4 separate regions of the Homo sapiens genome follow, and regions 2, 3 and 4 are each linked to region 1. The links are chromatin loops, found by intact Hi-C in ENCODE. Cell type or tissue: PC-9. All regions are shown on one strand. Each heading gives the region's core, and the rest is flanking DNA. Links, peaks and the distances in the headings are about the cores only.

Region 1 (3,697 bases), core at 769-3,268:
AGTCCCCACCTCCAGCTCTGTGGAGCTGGCAGACGGAGGAACAAGGAGGGACATCCTGCCTTTCCTGCCCCTTTGTTCCATGGTCTGGGGCCCTGACTCTGCAATACCAGGGTGATCACTGAATCAAGAATTAGGAGGCTGGTCCACGTCTTTGTGTCACTCTCCTGACCTTGGGTCACTGATTTGTAAAGTGCGGAGGTGAGGATGCAGCGAGGGGAAGGCTTTGGCACCAGCTTGGGGTTGTAGAACCACATGGGGCAATGCGAGTATTATTATCTTTGTGTTGTCTTCCTCCTGCCCCATGGCCTGGCCTCAATGCATCTGCTTGTCTGCAGCCCCAACCAGCGTGGAAAGCCACCTGGCAGGCCGCTTCGGACCTGCAGTGGGCCCCCACCCCCCATGCCCCCCCATCCCCTCCGGTGGCTGGTCTGGCCTGATGGAGCATATTTCTCACAGCTCTCTTGCTCTCCAGCCCTCCCCTCACCGAGCACTCTGCCCCCACCCTGCTTAGGGGAGAGTCTGTGACCCCCAGAGCAGGCTTCTGTGCTTCATCCCCCAGGGGAAGATTCCAGAGCAGACAACTCAGCTGCCTTTGTGACTGAAACCGAGAGTAAATGAAGGAATATTTATGAAGTCTCTGCAACTTGCCAGGTGCTTTCACTATGCAACCCTCCCTGCAGCAGTCCCGAGAATGTGATCCTGAGTTTACTTCTGATGAAAGCAAGGCTCAGAGGGGCCACCTGCCTAAGGGCGTGCAGCTGGAATGCGGGGAGCCAGGACTCAAGCTCTGGTCTGTCTCATTCACTTGGAAGCCAGGCCCCTTTCCTCCCTCCCGCTCTGCGTGCAGGAGCTCCGTGGTGGGGCAGCTGCCCCGAGGGAAGGTCCTTCTGACCGCCAGTGTCTGTGGCTGGCTGTCCAGGAAGCAGAGCCAGGACTGGCAGCTTGGGCTCCGAGGACTGCCTCTTCCTCTTGGCTGCCAGGGAGTTTCCAATCATCAGAAGAAACAGACTCTGGGAACAGCTCTGCCACTTGTCCCAGCCCTGCCCCAGCCTCTGAGCAACTGGAGCCCAGATGCCCTGGCCCACCCTAAGCTATCCATAAGCACAGGTGGGCCTGAAGGAGGCTCCCTGCTGGGCGTGGGCGAGGGTCTTGGCCTTCTAGGTGGGACCCTGCCTGCCAGGGGACAGCCTCTTAGGTGGGTGGGAAAGAGCTCTGTACTTGGGGTCACAAATGTGGCTTCTGGCCCTGCTCCACCAAGGGCCAGTGCGTGATTTTAAATAGATCTCTTCGCCTCTCTGAGCCTTAGTTTCTTGGTCTATAAAAAAATGGGACCCTAACCTCTCCTCACTGCGGTGTGGGAGGGAAAATGAGTCAAGGCAAGAAAGTGCTGGAAACTGAAAGCCCTGGGCAGGACCTGCTCCATAATTTGCCAAGTTCAGGGCAAAAATGAAAAGGTGGGGCCGGGCGCCCTGGCTCACACCTGTAATCCCAGCACTTTGGGAGACTGAGGAAGGCAGATCACTTGAGGTCAGGAATTTGAGACTAGCTTGGCCAACATGGGGAAACCCTGTCTGTACAAAAAATACAAAAAATTAGCCAAGCGTGCTGGCGCGCCTGTAGTCCCAGCTTTGCAAGAGGCTGAGGTGGGAGGATGGCTTGAGCCTGGGAGGTGGAGGCTGCAATGAGCTATGACCGCGCCACTGTACTCCAGCCTGGGCGACAGAGCGAGACCCGTTCAAAAATACATAACAACATAGCATAACATATAAAATAAAATGTAAATCAAAAATAAAAATGAAAAAGTGGGTCCCCTTGTTCACAAATTGTGAATTTCAAGGCCGCGGTGGCGGAGCGTTAAACCAAGCTCAGGGTCGCACGCCCTGAAGCCGGCGCTGGGCTGGAGTCCGGAACTGTGGAGGGTCCCCGCGGAGCCGCCGCTTTGGCTCCCTGGCCCGGACCTGACATCCACGCGACGGATCCCGGCGCATTCGGCGAGGCGCCGGCTCCATCTAGCGGCTGATGGCGAACAGCACCTGCCGCTCACACGCTGGTGGGCCTGGGGGCGCCTCAGACTCACACCCGCGGCTCGGTTTTCATCCCTCTCCATCGGTTACCACGTTCTCTCCATGGTCCTCCAGGGTCTCTCACTTGCTCCTGCCCTGTCATGAGTACTTTGGTCTACTCATTCGCCCACTTCCCCTGTTTTCTCGGGTGGTCCAGGAGGGCGGTGCGGTTCCTTGAAGTTCCCACGGTCCCTCGCAAGCTGTTCTCTTGCGGTCTCTGGAGGCACCCTGCCTGCAGCCCCTTTCCAGCCTGCAGCGCCATCTCACGCACCACCCCCTCGGAGCTCTTCTGTGGCTCTCTGCCACCTGCCGGGCAGGCCCGTTTCCTTCGTCCGGCATCACACCCTGCCCATCCCATCCCTCCCGCCTGTCCCACCCTGCGGCGTCCCATTTCCGCGCCAACCCGGCTATCAGCCTTCAGCGTCCCTGGCAGCCTCTGCCCCATGCACACCACTCCCCTGAGCGAGACTTCCCTTCTCCTGCCCGCGTTTCCCCCGGCCCACCTCTGACAGGAAGCCTTCCAGGATTACCAGAACCCCCAGGGTTGTCCTCCCTTTGTGTGAACAGCAGGGGGGAGGTGTCGGAGACAAAACGCCTCTGTTGGAGTGGGAGGTAGCCAGAGTAGGGGCGCGTGTAGAATGGGCTTTGGGATTGGACCAGCTGACCTGAAACCTGTCTCCATCACTTCTGAGTCGGTTTCCTTGTGGATAAAGTGGGACATCAAATGAAATAGGATTTTTTTTCTTGGTGAGAATTAAATTAGATAATTTATATTAGGCATTCAGAGTGGTGTCTGGCTCATTATGAGCACCGAATAAACGTTGCTATGGTCATTATCATTATCATTATTAAGTTCTGAACCCATTAATTACTGGCAGTGCGACCTCGGGCTGGTGGTTTTACCTTATTGAGCTCTCCCTGTCTGGAAAAAGGGGAGTTTATTTCTATTTGTATATCAGAGGGTGGTTGTGTTAGTAAATTAGGTGCTGTTCTTCGGTGCTGACAGTAGAAGTTGCTCCAGAAATGCTGTCCCTCTCTCCACCCTGCTCTGACCACCCATCAGAGTGCCCTCGCACAGTTCCTTCTTGGTTATCTAGAATCATCTAATTTTGGTACAGATTTGTTTTTTTTTTGAGACAGAGTCTCACTCTGTCACCCAGCCTGGAATGCAGTGGTGAGATCATGGCTCACGACAGCCTTGAACTCCTGGGCTCAAGCGATCCTTCTGCCTCAGCCTCCCGAGTAGCTAGGACTACAGGTGCGCTCCACCACACCCCTAATTTTCTTCATTTTTTTGTCTCACTATGTTGCATAGGCTGGTCTAGAACTCCTGGGCTCAAGTGATCCTCTCATTGTGGCCTCCCAAAATGCTGGGATTATAGGCCGTGCCCAGCCTGATACAATTGTTAAACTTCTGTGTTTCTTCAACCAAACATTAACACCCTGAAGGACATATTTTGGTTTTAATGGGTATGTTAGTCAAGGTTCTCCAGGTAAACAGAACTAACAGGATGTGTGTGTGTGTGTGTGTGTGTGTGTGTGTGTGTGTGTGTGTGTGGAGAGAGACAGATGGACAGACAGACACATCCCCAGAATCATTTATTTATTTTTATTTTTTTGAGACGGAGCCTCGC
Region 2 (3,697 bases), core at 725-3,224, 590 kb before region 1:
GGATGGTCTCGATCTCCTGACCTCGTGATTCGCCCACCTTGGCCTCCCAAAGTGCTGGGATTGATTTTCTTTTCTTTCTTTTGGGACAGAGTCTTGCTCTGTGGCCCAGGCTGGAGTGCAGTAGCAGATCTTGGCTCACTGCAACCTTCACCTCCTGGGTTCAAGCTATTCTCCTGCCTCAGCCTCCTGAGTAGCTGGGACTACAAGTGTGTGCCACTGTGCCTGGCTAATTTCTGTATTTTTAGTAGAGATGGGGTTTCCTCATGTTGGCCAGGCCGGTCTCGAACTCCTGGCCTCAAGTGATCCGCCTGCCTTGCCTCCCAAAGTGCTGGGATTACAGATGTGAGCCACCACACCCAGGCTTGATTTTCTACCTTTAAAAATTACTGTAGCCGGGCGTGGTGGCTCACGTCTGTAATCCCAGTACTTTGGGAGGCCAAGGTGGGCAGATCACTTGCAGCCAAGAGTTCAAGACCAGCCTGGCCAACGTGGCGAAACCCCATCTCTATTAAAAATACAAAAAATTAGCTGGGTGTGGTGGTGCGCACCTGTAGTCCCAGCTACTCGGGAGGCTGAGGCAGGAGAATCACTTGAACCCAGGAGGCGGAGGTTGCAGTGAGCTGAGATTGCACCACAGCACTCCAGCCTGGCGACAGAGCGAGACTCCATCTCAAAAAAAAAAAAATTATTGTATAGAGTTACTTGAAAATGCCGTCATGTAATAATTAATCTTAGAAGTCAATATTCTTTTAAAACTATCTTCCATCTCCTGTCACCACATACGTTACATTGAAATTCTCCTAAAACTCCAAAAAGTCTTAAAATGTTGGTGCTCCCTGATAACTCTGGTCAGGAACCGAAGCCTCTACTTCCCCAGTGTGACATTCTTCTTGCTGGGGAGCACAGGGCATGCTGGGACAGAAGTTCCAGATGCAGCGGGAAGGTGGTGGTTCTGTTCTCTCTCCACCCTGACTCACTGGATAACCCCAGATGCAAGTCCCTTGTTCACTTGGAGCCCATGGCTGCTGCTTGGAAATGGGGCTGACAACTCTTGGTCTCTGCTCCTTGGGGTTGTTACAAGCCTTAACGAGATCACTGTGCTCATTCTCATTTTCTCTTTCATGTCTTCAGTGAGCTGTAGGTAGGGCAGAGTAATAGTGGAATATGGAAGTCTGCTTGTATGTCTGGGTGAAAGTCACTATAGAACAGTGTTATTTAATTTTTCTACTTCTTTCAGTTCAATGGATGTAACATTCACAATCCTCTCTAAGCCCATCAACCACAAAAACTTAATTAGATATTATATCTCCTTGGTTTAAAATAGTATTTAATTTTACATAATGTGTTCAGCCAAAATATTAGGATTCCCTAAACAGAAATGTTCCCTCTATTTTTTTCCCTCGGGCTTTTCTTTCAATTTTTTTTGTAGCTTTTAAAAAAATTATTCTCCTTAAAGTATGATTCCGGCAGTTTCCCTCTGTGAAACATCGCTAAGTCCCCTGCCACCACTACTTAATTGAAGATGTAATCCCTACTTAGTGACTGTGCCGCCTTCCAGATATCGAGCACAACGACCAGTAAATATTAACATTCCTGTTAAATGTGCGCTGCCTCTTATTCCTTTCCCCCCACAAATTGTCTTCCTGCTCCTCCGAGTGTCATCCAAAGTGAGATCATATTAACTGTGTCTTATATGGGGCTTGAGCACTGGAGTTGAAATTAATGGGCAAATATCCTTTTCACTTACAGAGTAAATGAACATTTGGTCTTTAAGCCATACTGAGGTATGAAAGAAAGGCACAGACAAACCCAGTGAAGACCTCCACATTTTGGGCCAAATCTAAGCTTTTCATTGCTTGATGGGCAAAAAAACAAAATTCGAGTGAACGTTAAAATGAATAAATAATGCTCAGAACACAACAGCTTGAGGTTGTATAAAATCAGACCCAGATTATACTCTCAGAAGATGTCTCCAAAATATCGTGGCGCTCTATTTCAATCCCGAGAGTCATCGTATTTTGGTCAGTTTCCTTTTTTTGTTCCAAGACGCCCCAGTTCCATCTTTGGGGTGAACATTGAGGCTGACTTAACGGGACACTCCAGGCTTTGAGGGAGCCTGGCCCCCAACCCAAATAACTCGAAACAGCAGGAAGGCCAGATTCTGACGGAAACTTTTGAGAAATAAAGCGTAGTTCATTTTCCTTCCTTGCAGGAGACATGGCTGGCTCCCTAAAGAAGCGCTGGTTTCCCAAGTTACGGCAGAGGGCACTCGAGACTACGGCACCAAGTTCGCGTCTGTAGGGGCCGGCGGAGCCCTTCGCCACAATGTTTGGCACCCAAAGATCAGGGACACCTCAAATTCTTTTTAATGGAGGAATTCTTCCCCTGAATCATTTTGTTTGCGTAATATGGTGCTGGGAGGGAGTGTTGCTTCGGGGCCACGGTCCCATTCCGTTCCGTATGGAGCCGTCTCGAATGCGCATGTCCAATTAGCATTGACACATTTGCGCTCAGAGATGCGCATGCATCATTTTTTTAATCAAAATGAGAAGGGAAAATTATTACATAACCACAATCTCAGTCCTACTGAGGGACCTGTCACGGTGATCCTCTGGGGCTCTGTGAACATCTGCTCAGCATCAGTCCCCCACGAAGAAATTATTCTTCTGCTCATTTGAAGGATAGGTAAAGGAACGGTCAGACCGGTAAGACAGCTACGGCAGATGACAAAACCAGCCTCCATCAGCGAGTAACAAAGCTGGGGGGCGCGGCGAACAAAAGGTTTCCGGGTCAGACAGGCACTCATCTGCTATTCCAGACAGCATTAGAGGCTGACATTGATTATGAAGGCCAAAAACCGTGGCTGAAATGCCGCTTCTTTCCTAAAGCACCTGGAAAGCTTCCAGATCATCCGCCTTACCGTGCTCAGCGGCAGATCCAGTTGATTCAGAAAGCATTTGATGGAGGAAGAAGCACCAAGCGTGGCAAAGGCTTCCTGGCCCTTCAGAATGTGGGAGGGAGATGTAGTTGTGTCCCTAGCAGAGAAATCGTATCCTTATCAGAAAAACCGTCCCCGGGGTCCTAAGGGGGCAGTCTGTCCTGGGGTTCCCTCTTATAGAAGTCTCTGGAAAAGACTAATGTTTGGACAAGGCACTTTGCTACTTAAAAAATTTTGCTTCTCCATTTCATTCCATTGAGGGCCTCCAAGTATCAACATTTGCAAACTCAGGTTTACAAGATGTATAACGATTTCTCTATAAGGAGACTCAGTTTCTTTTAAGAGCAACATACTGACAAATGACAGAAAGTTGACCTTTGGGTTTTCCTGGATTGATCTCCATTCTGCAGGGCTACAAGGCATCAAGGCAAGCCAGACACCTGTCCTCATCTTCAGCCACTGTCCATGTATCCTGGCATCTGGGGTGAAGACCATCATCTGGCCTTGATCTGGGTTCATGAAGGAGGCTGCCACACAGCTTCCTTTCTCAAGCAGAAGGGCCCTCCGGATATGCTCTCCAAGCGCCTCCAGACTCCCCCCTCCCCGGGCATATGGGAGTCATTTTGCATAGTCCCTGTGCCCTCTGGGGTGCAGGAAGCTCTGGGAGGTGGTCTCAGGCCCATCTGTCTAACCATGCAGCCGTTCTGCCACGGGTCTGGTGTTGTCCTTGTGCACTGAGTGGGAAGCAGGGCACAGGCT
Region 3 (3,697 bases), core at 417-2,916, 1.2 Mb before region 1:
CTTCCCATATATGTCTCATACACACATAGGTGTGTACATGCACGCGCGCACGTGCACACACACACACACACACACATCTGGTTAAATTTACTTTGATTTTTAAAAGTAGACTTTATATTTTTAGAGCAGTTTGAGGTTCAGATCAAAATTGAAGGGAAAATGCAGAGAATTCCCATATTCACATAACCCGTTCCCTCAGCCTGCCCCACTATCAGCATTGCACAGCAGAGCAGTACATTTGTTACAATTCATGAACCTAAGCTGACACATCATTATTACCCCAAATTCATAGGTTACATTAGGGTTTACTCTTGCTGTTATTCATTTTGTGGGTTTGGTCAAATGTCTAATGACATATATCTGCCTTAAGAGTCTCCTACAGAATGGTTTCACTGTGCTCCACCTATTTATTTCCCTTTGATTTTTAAAAAATAATTTAAAATTTGCTGTGTTCTGTACCACCTTTTTGTTTTTCTCAACGAGGTGGCATCTTGCTGTGTGGGCCAGGCTGGCCTTGAGCTCCTGGGCTCAAGTGATACTCCTACCTCAGCCTCCTGAGTAGCTGGTACTACAGGCATGCACCACTGTGCTGAACTCCCCTTTGAATATGATTAATCATGAATTTTTTTCTGTTTCTATATTGTTTTTTAAAAAATTCTCAATTTAAATTTGGCTAGGTAAGATATAGAGATTTCACTCCTATAGAGAATGCTGGCCAGAATGTTTTCCTCTGATGTGGCCAGTGTAGTGTGTGGTTAAAATTGCCATGTCAAAATAAGCCTAGAAGTAGCCAGGGATGAGCCAGTACCATTACCACAACCCTAGCCCTTGTCAGAGCTACAGGATAGCTTCTTAAAGAGTAGCTCCTCCCTTAGCCTATCTGTGATTTATAGAACATCAGGACTCCGTGTTCTAAGTACTTCCACAGCAAACAAGACTCATGTTCTAAGTACTTCCACAGCAAACAAGACCCAGGCTCAGGCCTCAGGCCTGAAACCTGAGGCTGCAAATTGACAAACCAGCTTCTGATTTCTAATCTCTCTTCCAAAACGTGTAAGTTTACCTTCTACAATGGGAGTTTTAAGGATATTTGAGAGTTAGCTTAGAAAAATTTGACACTGCCGTTCTTTTTATGCTGAAATCTAGCATGACTTGCTCATTTCTTCCATTAGAATCTCTAGGAAAGCAAAACGTAAATCCTCTCTTTCTAGAATCATACTATTTAATTGCTGAAGGGGATCTTAGCCATCACTTAGTCCTGTTTTTCATTGTGTAGATTAGGAAGCCAAGGAGAAGTTAATTGGGTGAGATGCCCAGAATCACACATCTTGATTATAGTGGTGGTGATGTGAATGATGGTAGGGGTTGGTTCAAAAATTAGTACAACGGCTAAGGAAAATTCCTTAAATTGGCCCCAAGTACTGAATGTAAGGATTACAACTCAGTTCAATAATTCTCACTTTTAATTATGAGGGAGGGATCCAGGGAGGGGGAGATGGAGACATGCTTTTGATTGCGTGAGAGAGAATTACAGGTGAATGGAAGTAAGATGAGGCATGTACATATGATGCAGCTTCTCTGTATGTGCAGAACTCAAACCCAGAAACCTATAGAATCAGACTGCATCTCACACCAAGAAAAGACAGAGTCTTTTTTTAAGTTGGTGATTGTATTTGTCCCTCATAAGTGATTTTAACTGATGAGAGGATGCCTTCATTTTTCTCAAGCAATTCAATTTATTGTTTGTTTTCCACCGTTTTGGTTTTATTTTCTTCCCTGTAATTTGCTTCTCAAACGTTTTAGAGGGCCAGGGAACTCACCTTGTATTTGCAGAGTAGCCACAAGGTGGCACTGTTGAAGTTCTCTTGATTTTTCAGAGTATAGTTCAGAGGCAACCCCATCTCTTAGGGAGTATACAGCCTTGGAGAAGAAGCAGAACAGATGAACATGTGTTATGTATATAAATATGGTTAGTATAATTGCATACAATTCAGTTTTCATTACAGCGAATGTTAAGGCATTGTCCATATCTCTGTTAAAGTGGAATTTTGTGGTATTGAATATTACATGAAATGAATGGACCATTGGCTGGGACATGGAAATACTTTAGTTAAAATGCTATTTGTTTTAACAGGACTTGATCTGAACATATATACATATGTCAGTGTATATCATACATATGAATCTAATAGCTGAGGACGAGCTGGCCAAGTTGATTGTGTTAGTTAGTATCTAGTAGACCTAGATTAAACATGGCATTAGTTCCTTAACACAGACTCTGCTTTAAGAGCATCACAGGAGAAACAGGTCTGTGTCCATGTTCATACTTAGATTTAATAATGTGTGGAGCAACTTATGAATCATTATACTAGTTTGGTGTTTCATTTTTACTGTACATCATCTTGAGTTTGAGGTTTTTACACTATTGAAATTGACAGTCAACTTACGACTTCATTTGATTGTGAAAACCATTAATTCTGTAAAAATTATAATTATAGCTTTTAAATGCTTGCTGTGAATATCATACCTGTCAGTATAGGGAAAATGGAAAATGTTTGTGGTCTCTGGCTCCTTTTGGCTCAGTGGAAAAAGTGATAATTATGATATGCCTTTCTAAAAATCATAGTAAATGTTTAGTCTGCAATGTCAATTTCTGCAGGCTGAGTTTGCGGTTTGTAAGAACTGTTGTTAATGGGAAAATTCATACCATGTAAAGTAGGGACAGATTGTACTTCAAAAAGGATGATAAGCATTGGTGATCGGTTTGTTGAGGTGTCTAAGCAATTAAGAGTTTTGAAACACTTGGCTGTCTGGCCCTGGTTTATTCAATTGTCTTATCCCCAAGAAAGGATGATAAGCCATTATGGACCATAAATGTGACAGAGATTAGATTAAAAGTCCCAGGAGATGTGGAAGAAACAGAGCGTAGATAAGGCTTTAGGATGGGTACACGGCCAGAGCAGCGTGACAGGAAAAAGCATGGGTGCTGGAGTCACACAGGCCCTTGGTTTGAATCCTAGCCCTTACACTTTACAGCTGTGTGGTCCCACTTTCTGGAGCCTCAGTTTCCTCCTCTGTGTGGGAATAATAGTAATACTTTATGGGTATTGTGTGAGGATTAATGATAATATGTTATAATATGCCTGGCATCTATTGGGTACTCTGAGGATGGCAGCTTAAGAAAAAGCCCAGAGAGGCAGGAAACACCTGCTTCTCCAGAGGTAGTAAGATTTATTGGTAGGAAATTTTAATTATTCACCCACTGATTCCCGAATTGATTCATTCTGACATCATATAGGTGTCTGTCACTTTGTTGTTTTGTTTCCTGGGTGTTTTATGGAAAAAAGATGTTAGACTTTGTGACCTGAGCTTCTTTTCACTTCATTTCTGTCTGAAACCTTAGGTTGGTGTTTTCCAAGTGAAAGGCATCCGTTGAGGGACTGTTGCTGTTAGCAATTGCATTGTTTTCTTTTAAAACGTTTAGAACTTCAGATTTTACAACTAGATTTGTGACTAGGGAGGGGGAAGGGATAACACGGGTGGGTGGGAAAGGAAGTTTCTTTGCAGCTGCTCTTTGAAATGCATTTCTAAAATAATAAAAGTTTCTGTAATTGTATGATCTAAGCAGCTGTGTTAAAACTGGTTGTAGTCAAGGGCATTTAATTGACATTTGAGTTTTGATACAGTGTTATTTACA
Region 4 (3,697 bases), core at 560-3,059, 600 kb before region 1:
GAGTGCAGTGACATGGCTTATGGCTCACTGCAGCCTCAACCTCCCAAGCTCAGGCAATTCTCCCACCTCAGTCTCTCATGTAGCTGGGACTACAGGCGTGCACCATGCCCAGCTAATTTTTGTATTTATTGTAGAGACAGGGTTTCCCTTTGTTGTCCAGGCTGGTCTCAAACTCCTGGGCTCAAGCGATCCACCTGCCTCAGCCTCCCAAAGTACTGAGATTACAGTACTGTGAGCCACTGTGCCCAGCCCTAAATTGAACTATTGAACTAGCCAATATAATTTAGAAATTTAGAATTAATTAGAAATTTATTTATTTCATTTTAAATTTTTATTTATTTGTTTTTTTGAGAGAGAGTCTCACTCTGTCACTCAGGCTGGAGTGCAGAGGTGTGATCCCAGCTCACTGCAACCTCCACCTCCTGGGTTCAAGCAATTCTCCTGCCTCAGCCTCCCAAGTAGCTGGGATTACCGGCACCTGCCACCACGCCTGGCTAATTTTTGTATTTTTGGTAGAAACGGGGTTTCGCCATGTTGACCAGGCTGGTCTCAAACTCCTGACCTCAAGTGATCCCCCTGCCTCGGCCTCCCAAAGTGCTGGGATTACAGGCATGAGCTCCCAGCCTTATTTATTTATTTGTTTATTTATTTATTATTTTGACAGGCTCTCTCTCTGTCAACCAGGCTGGAGTGCAGTGGTACAATCATGGCTCATTGCAGCCTCAAACTCCCAGGCTCAAGCTATCCTCCCACTTGGCCTCCCAGAGTGCTGGGATTACAAACGTTAACCACTATGCCTGGCTAGAAATTTAGAATTAATTTAGGATTTTGCTTAAACCAACTATTTTCTCCTAAGCGAATGCAGGACCAACTTTTTTTTTTTCCCGAGACAGAGTCTCACTCTGTTGCCCAGGCTGGAGTGCAGGGTGCAATCGCGGCTCACTGCAACCTCCACATTCTGGGTTCAAGTGATTCTCATGCCTCAGCCTCCCGAGTAGCTGAGATTACAGGCATGCGCCACCACGCCTGGCTAATTTTGTATTTTTAGCAGAGACGGGGTTTCTCCATGTCTCGAACTCCTGACCTCAGGTGATCCGCCCGCCTCGGCCTCCCAAAGTGCTGGATTGCAGGCGTGAGCCACCGCGCCTGGCCCATGCAGTAGATATTTATAAAGGGCCTCCTATGTGCCAGGTGAGGTAAGTCAGAGAACTCCCAGCGCTGGGGCCTGAGCCACTGAGTGAGTGGCGAGCCATTAATGGGTACAGGAAGGCCAGGAGTTAAGTCACACTTGGGCTGAGAGTGGTGGAGTCAAGAGGTCGGGTTGGGAAGTGCTAAATTTAAAATGCCCATTATATATCGTCTAAGGGTCTGAATGCAGGCGCCCAGGAACTCAGGGGAGAGGGTGGGATGGAAAGAAAAATCCTGGCAGTCAGTCAGTGAACACTGGTCCCCAGAGCCTGCCCGGATTTGAGTTACTGTCAGTATTTGGGTTCAAACCCTAAAAGCTGAGGAGCTGATCCTGACCTGGAGATCCGTTTCAGCAGGGATGTGTCTGTCTCCGTGCTGACTCTTAGTGAGGTTTAGAATAGTGTGACAAACTCAGAGTTACAGCAGAGGGCGCTGTCAATCTAAAGTCCTAAAGCGCAGGAAAGGTTTGTGATATGCTGGGTGGATTTCAGCTTAAAACATAGTAAAATAATTGAGAAAGGGTCTACACCATATCTTGGCTTATAACCTGAAATAAAACAGAATCTGTAATATTTTACCTTGAAATATCACTGTGTCCTGAAATGCAAATAAGACAAATAACACATATTAAAGAACAAATTAATGATTTACATGACCATGTGATTGTAGTTTATAATCTTATAAGAGTTCTTTAAATTCACAGGAGTCAGCACAGAGCTGATATTTTAGGGAAAACATATTGTATGCCACATTATACACATACACACAGAGTACAATTCTGATTTTTTTTTTTTTTTTTTTTTTTTTTTGAGACAGAGTCTCGCTCTGTAGCCCACGCTGGAGTGCAGTGGCGCGATCTCGGCTCACTGCAAGCTCTGCCTCCCGGGTTCATGCCATTCTCCTGCCTCAGCCTCCCGAGTAGCTGGGACTACAGGCGCCCGCCACCACGCCCGGCTAATTTTTGTATTTTCAGTAGAGACGGGGTTTCACCGTGTTAGCCAGGATGGTCTCGATTTCCTGACCTTGTGATCCGCCCGCCTCGGCCTCCCAAAGTGCTGGGATTACAGGCATGAGCCACCGCACCCTGCCCAATTCTGATCCTTTTTAAGAGTTAAGAATAGATGAAATATAGACATTGTGATTGCAGTAAACATGTTAATTGACAAGTGATAGCAAGTTTTTCCTCACTATCAGGCGAAGCAAAGTAGTCCTGGTGATACAAGCTACTTGTAGGACTTAAATGGCATGAACCGAAGGAAAACAAAGGACAAATAGTGAATAGGTGCCAATTCAAGATTTAAAAATAATTTTTTTTTTATGACCAGGCGTGGTGGCTCATGCTTGTAATCCCAGCACTTTGGGAAGCTGGGAGGTAGGAGGATTGCTTGAGCCCTGGAGTTTGAGACCAGCCTGGGCAACACAAGGAGAACCCCATCTCTACAAACGTTAAAAAAAATTAGCCAGGTGTGGTGGCTCATGCATGTGGTCCCAGCTACTTGGGAGACTGAGGTGGGAGGATCACTTGAGCCCAGAGGGTCAAGGCTGTGGTGAGCTGCTGAGATCATGCCACTGTACTCCAGCCTGAATGACAGAGTGATACTCTGTCTAAAAAAAAAAAAAAAAAAAAAAAAGGAAAAGATAGCCTGATAGTACTGATGAAACACTTAGAACAGTGCCTGGTACACAGAAGGCACTCAATAAATGCTAGTTCCTTTCTTCCTTTGCTCCATTTATTTCATTTTCTTTTCAATTTACTTCTAATAAAAATATTATGTTTCCGGCTGGGCACGGTGGCTCATGTCTGTAATCCCAGCACTCTGGGAGGCCAAGGCAGGCGTATCACCTGAGGTCAGGAGCTCGAGACCAGCCTGGCCAACAAACATGGTGAAACCCCGTCTCTACTAAAAATACAAAAATTAGCCGGGCGTGGTGGCCAACACCTGTAATCCCAGCTACTCGGGAGGCTGAGGCAGGAGAATTGCTTGAACCCGGGAGGTGGAGGTTGCAGTGAGCTGAGACCACACCATTGCACTCCAGCCTGGGCAACAACAGTGAAACTCCGTCTCAAAAAAAAAAAAAAAAGTGTTTGCCACAAAGATTAGTAACATTAAGTATCATTCTCTATTATTGATTTGAGATGTTAGGAATGCAAAAGATAAAAAGTAGGGGCTCTTGGCAGATAGAAAGTAAACTTCCAATTGAGAACTCACTCTGTGGGTTTGTTATCGCTGCTGTTTGTTTTTGATAATGTGCAATTATAGAAATTTACAAAGATCCTTTTAAGAGGGCAATGTCCTGCTTTCAGAGTCAGTTTGCTTAGGCATAGATCAGCTCATAGACTCTCTGTCGCCTTGCTATTGAATTAGGGCTATATTTTTGACAAGTACAGCAGCCGTATCGTCACTTTAATCACCCAATAATCCACTGTGTCTCTTTATGCTAATAAATAAAACATCCTTCGTTAAATATTTCCTAGTAAGCAATCGAAGACCTGTAATCTCCACCCCTA

Evidence for each region. Hi-C counts contacts between places; a loop is a spot of excess contacts. Peaks named below come from ENCODE experiments on the same cell type or tissue, not always from the same donor. Only the 100,000 strongest peaks of a DNase experiment are listed, where the experiment ranks them.
Region 2: a loop joins it to region 1, with 11 times the contacts of the local background. A loop is called at or near these places in 59 of 110 quality-filtered maps.
Region 3: a loop joins it to region 1, with 5 times the contacts of the local background. A loop is called at or near these places in 5 of 110 quality-filtered maps.
Region 4: it touches region 1 in a loop (16-fold over the local background); 59 of 110 quality-filtered maps call a loop at or near these places.

What each region holds. Positions count from the first base shown.
Region 1 is chr5:170,742,974-170,746,670 of GRCh38, reverse strand. It overlaps LOC107986473 (a long non-coding RNA gene), which reads left to right. Exons shown (of 3, transcript XR_007059044.1): 3 at 560-1,299. Among named protein-coding and RNA genes, the nearest start is that of GABRP, 39 kb to the left of the region's middle. RefSeq lists enhancers at 1-638, 639-1,398, 2,158-2,917. In PC-9, for the core only: CTCF peaks have their summits at 1,825 and 2,037 (motif pointing left); DNase peaks (open chromatin) are centred at 790 and 1,984; H3K4me3 peaks cover 1,351 bases; H3K27ac peaks cover 1,195 bases.
Region 2 is chr5:171,335,709-171,339,405 of GRCh38, reverse strand. No RefSeq gene overlaps it. Among named protein-coding and RNA genes, the nearest start is that of TLX3, 28 kb to the right of the region's middle. In PC-9, for the core only: a CTCF peak has its summit at 2,251 (motif pointing right); a DNase peak (open chromatin) is centred at 2,245; H3K4me3 peaks cover 1,456 bases.
Region 3 is chr5:171,906,065-171,909,761 of GRCh38, reverse strand. All of the region lies in intron 4 of FBXW11 (F-box and WD repeat domain containing 11), which reads left to right. Among named protein-coding and RNA genes, the nearest start is that of FBXW11, 99 kb to the left of the region's middle. In PC-9, for the core only: CTCF peaks have their summits at 1,645 and 1,846 (motif pointing right); a DNase peak (open chromatin) is centred at 1,861.
Region 4 is chr5:171,340,471-171,344,167 of GRCh38, reverse strand. No RefSeq gene overlaps it. Among named protein-coding and RNA genes, the nearest start is that of SNORA70J, 24 kb to the left of the region's middle. In PC-9, for the core only: CTCF peaks have their summits at 1,423 and 1,624 (motif pointing right); a DNase peak (open chromatin) is centred at 1,627.